2 separate regions of the Homo sapiens genome follow, and region 2 is linked to region 1. Evidence: chromatin loops called from intact Hi-C (ENCODE). Cell type or tissue: MCF 10A. All regions are shown on one strand.

The links. A loop is a pair of places that touch in the nucleus more often than their neighbours do. Peaks named below come from ENCODE experiments on the same cell type or tissue, not always from the same donor. Only the 100,000 strongest peaks of a DNase experiment are listed, where the experiment ranks them.
Region 2: it touches region 1 in a loop (9-fold over the local background); 13 of 110 quality-filtered maps call a loop at or near these places.

The regions. Positions count from the first base shown.
Region 1 is chr3:190,810,619-190,813,118 of GRCh38, reverse strand. No RefSeq gene overlaps it. Among named protein-coding and RNA genes, the nearest start is that of GMNC, 51 kb to the left of the region's middle. In MCF 10A, a CTCF peak has its summit at 1,141 (motif pointing left); a DNase peak (open chromatin) is centred at 1,128.
Region 2 is chr3:190,700,174-190,702,673 of GRCh38, reverse strand. No RefSeq gene overlaps it. Among named protein-coding and RNA genes, the nearest start is that of LINC02013, 2.1 kb to the right of the region's middle. In MCF 10A, a CTCF peak has its summit at 1,477 (motif pointing left); a DNase peak (open chromatin) is centred at 1,443.

The DNA.
Region 1 (2,500 bases):
TATATATACTATATAATATATGAATATATATAAAATATGTATAATGCATAAAATATATATACTGCATATATTTATATATATAGTTTTATTTGTTTCTTTTTCTCTAAGAAGTGATCCACTTTCCTCTGTTTTCCTCTGTTAGCTAGAGTAAAGGACTGATCAGTTTGTTGCTTCAAGCAGAATTTGAAATGTCTGTAGAGATGTTGTGGCTTTAATCCATCTGGCAGGGCTTAGAATGGAATCACTAGGAATCAAAGTAGTTGTTTCTTTTCTTTTTGGCTCAGCCCCCAAATACTTTGGGCCACCAAAACGCTAAAATTTTGATGTTATCAGAATTTTCGTTAATTTCAGCTTTAATTAGACTCATTTTAACTTTCTTTTAAATTTCTTGGCCACTTGTTTGGGACTTTCTTTTAAGTAATAACCTACGAATAAATACTGCAAGATTATGAGATCTCAAAAATAAAAAATCTTAGACGTATATCTGAAACTGAAACTACAACACTGCTAGACCCTCAGACTGCAAGACCTTGATGAAATCGAGGGGGCTCTAAGTCTGCAAGATGTGAAAACACTTCACTCTCATTGAAACAGTAACATAAACAAGAACACATTTTTTTTTCTTAAATTCATTAAAAAGCTATGAGCCTAAAATTTTTTACATACAAAAATAAGCACAAGGAGGATCATCGTAAGAGACAAAGGTTACTTTCATAGCTGACACAGCTTGGAGTAAGCAGTTTGGGCAAAGAAGAAAGAACTCTCGGATTGGGAAATAACTGGATAATCATTTAACATTTCTAGAGCTAGGTTGATGTCAACAGAGTGCAAACATTCGCCCGTATTACTGAGCACCTACCCATTGCGTTGAATAGAACAATTTCTGTTTGATTTGACTCTCCAGCAATATTCTAATAAGTAACAGCAAAATAATTGTTTTACATGCCTCATGAAAAAGTCACAATTTTATACTCCATCTTCTAAATCCCACAAATGTGCCTTCGTCCTGCATCAGCTGTTCAATATTTTTTCCCTCACAAACATTTGTCTCATTTACCATCTCCCCAGTGATTCTTTCCCTGAAACCCTGTACTTTTGTAAGCCGGATGTTTACTAATGCACAGCGCCATCTCCTGGTGATAATTAGGAATCAATAGCGGACGTGTACAAAGATTTAGGCTTGTTTCCAGTGGAAGCACAGGGTTAGCCCTCCTTGCCCAGTGTACCTTTTCCCTGACTGGGTGGTATTAGGCAACTCTAGCAAAAGCCGCCGCAAGAAACCATCCCGTTTATTAGAGATGCACCTGAGTGACTTTGTATTATAAAGAGGAACGCCATGATGACATACTTGCTTTTGCGTGTACTATTAGAGGCATGTAATAGACTATAATATCTGAACTTACAATATATGGTCAATAGCTACTGAATACAGATGGCACTGTGACATCAGGAAGAATATAAAATATCTCCATATTTGAGATTGTGAAGAAAAATCACCATTTGGAGTCAGAAAATCCAGATTTTAGTTGTGCGACCCAGACAAGTGCTTTTACTTCTGTGAGTCTCAGTTTCCTTATCGGTTAAATGATCATATCTCTTGCACCTGCCTTGGTGTGCTATTCTGTGGATAAAGTGAGATAATAGATGTAAAAACATCAGTGAAAGGCTAAACACATACAAGTGTCACTAGTAGTCATGGTTAGCTACTGAAATTAGATGGCACTTTTCATGACAATTCAATCCAAGCTGTGTTGCAGGCAGGAATTACAAGTGTGGTATCTTCTTGAGTTGAGAAAAATGGAATTAAAGGACTATTTACAAGTCTCTTTGTGATCCTCGGAAAAAAACAATAATCCCTTTTTCCGTGGATAATATTCTCATTCCTCTGATGATTACAGTCAACAAGGGCTGGTCAGTGACTCAGAGAAAGAGCCTATCCTACCTGAAAGAGGTGTGCTCACCACCAAGTAGTCAAAACATCTATGTGAGTGTTCACAGACACGGTCAGTCTTTTCTGCACTCACCGAAGCTGATACAGACAGGAAGCACAGGACAGTTTGGGGCAACTCCTAATCCCATCCTCCAAGCCACAATTACACACTTGGTTTTCCTGACTATCTTCTCATTTAAGGTTAGCTGTTAATATACAGTTTGATGTTTTAAAAAGGGGGTTTTAGGTGAGTTGTGCTCAGAAGGACTCTGGAGAACAGTGAGTGCAACTGTCTTTTTTTATAGATAAGAAAATTGATGACCAAAATAGAAACAACAAAAATTTACTCATGGTATCACATTGATACTGAACAGGTACCCCAATATATGAAACGCCCAACATATGTTTTGCTTGTTTATTTTGTTTTGTAATTACAGTACTGGGAACTGTTGTGGCTTTCTGTTTTCTCTTTGATCTGTGCTCCAAAGAATGATTCTGATTATAGGATGTCAATATCATAAAAATATAGCATTTGATGGTAACAAAGCTGCTCTCTGACTTACAAATACA
Region 2 (2,500 bases), 110 kb after region 1:
AGCATGTCTGATCCCCTCCCACACCTTCCATTCATGCCCTGAATTAGTTGCTCAGGTTTCTTTGGGATCCCTTTGGTGAAGAGGGGAGTCCATTTAGTCTGTTAGGGGCTCAGAATTTTATTTTGGTTTACATAGCCCTTTTCACACAGAAAACCACAAGCTGCTATAAACTGAGAAGGGAAAACTAAGCTTTAGAAGGAAGATCAAGTTTGGTTTTGAACATACTAAGTTTGAGACATCTATCAGACACTCAAGTAGAGTTGTAGGCATTTGGAAATTGGAATTTGGAGTATATGGGAGAGATGCAGAGTGGAAATATAAATTTGGGAGTCATTGGCCTATAGGTGGTTTTAAAAGTCATGAGGCTGGAGGATATCACCATGAAAGTGAGGCAGACCCAGAAGAAAATAGGTTCAATGTCTGATCTCTGGGCATGCTTCTGTTCCAACAGCAGAGAGGAAAGTAAAGGAAACTGACAGAAGTAGTCATTGATATCAGAGGCAATCCAGGATGATATAGTGCTAAAAGCCAATTGAAAACTTCTCCAGAAACATGAGGTTAGAACATCTCGATGGCCTTTGTAATTCAGGCAAGCTGAGCCTCAGTACCCATTCAGTCACACCAAGTGTAAAACCAGTCACTTAACACTGGCTTGCCAAGAATTGAGATTAAACGGCAAAGCCGTCTACATGAACAAACCACACATATGCACACTAAAACAAATTAGAATTTAAAAATACCACCCTTTCCCATAGACTTGAAATTTGAAGAATATTGATTTGAATATTCCAAGGCATAAGAAGAGAAGGTAGAATGGAAATGTAACATGGTGCTGGGCTTTCACATGGGCGCCGTTTCAACGTGATCAGAGGAAGCATCACTGGCCCCCCGAGTAGAGGTGGTGAATAAGCTAAATGACTGCCCGATTGAGTGGCATATCAGTCTAGTGAATCAAGCCTCAAGTACCTTATTGATGTGTCACACTATAAATCAACTTAATAAGAAATTTGCAGGTATGTTCAAATGTTAAAGTAACATTTTGCTTTCCTAGAGGACCTTTTCCCATTTTGAAGAGACCTGCTTATGCCATCTTTTCATGGAGATCAGCCATCTTCATTGACAGGTTCAAATTTTCAGAAACTCAATTTAGACCAAACTGTTAGAGAACATACTGATCAAATGATATGAGGCCCATGCAACCATAAAGCTGTAAATAAATGACAACATCAATGTTAACAGTGAGAAGGGAAAATAAAACCTAGGGCAAACACCCACCATATTTCAACAACTCTTTCTTAGACCTCAGTCTAAGTGCCAGCAAAATCTTGCTCTGAGACACGTAGTTGTAGTTTTTCATGTTTGCCCTATTGTTGTCTGACGCTATTGCCACATCTGACCTTTATACCTTAACTTTCCCTGTTAAGGACTTGCTATAAACCTCCCTCACTGCTGGCTGGCAATGCCCTCCAGTGGCCATTGTTGAAAAAGAGCCTGAAAAGAAGGTCCCAATTCTAGAACGGACTACGAGAACATGAAGAGCTAACTCACACTGATAAGCTGTTGTAGTGTGTTTTAGCATTCATTAGTTTTCCTATCTTTTTTCTTTTTTCTTTATTTTTTCTGACAACCCATCTTTCTTGATAGTCTTTCCAAATGTTCTTTCTTTCTTGACTTACTTCTAAACACATAAATCTGCATCCTATATCAATGCCAACTTGACATGGATGTCTATGTTTAGAAGGAATTTATGGCATAAAGGGCAAGCAAGTGCAGACGGTGTGGGTGCTATTTCAAGCTTTCATGGATCCTGGAACAAAGCAGATTATTTGAAGAAGGTTTTAATCCTGGAAAATAAATGCAAAAACAGCATTCACAACATTCTTTTCCTAAAATATGTTGCCTAGTGACCAAATTGAATCAATTGTCAATTGATCCAGTAGGAATCTCAATGGATGGTCTGTTTGACAAGGCTTTGTGAGGAAAAATAAGGATGAGCTTGTGAGGCTCTGTCTACCCAGGGGAAAGAAGTGTGTGGCAAGAAGAAATTCTAGAGAAGGAGTGGAACGGAAGACAGGAAAAAGCTATGTCTGAAAAATAAGACAGGAATAGAAAGTTTCAACTTAATTTTTTAAAAAAATTCATGTAAGATATTGAAGAATATTGAAAACATACAGCAATAATAAAAGAAATATTTTTATTTCCAGCCTTTATTATAATTAAAGTGCTTATTTTGAAGACAGCCATCCGACGGGGAAGCAAATATTAGTATCATCATCTTCAGACATTTGAGAAAATTGATTCAAATAAAGTTAAGGAATTTGACCAACGTAACAGATGATCTGGGTCCAAAATTCATTCTCTTATGAAAGAACATTATGAAAAAAGAAAATTAAAATGTAGGAAGGAAAATACTGAAGTTTGGAAATAAAGTAAAGACGTTCATTTAAACATTAATGTGCCCATATGTATTAGCTCAAGGTACCATAACAAAACACCACAG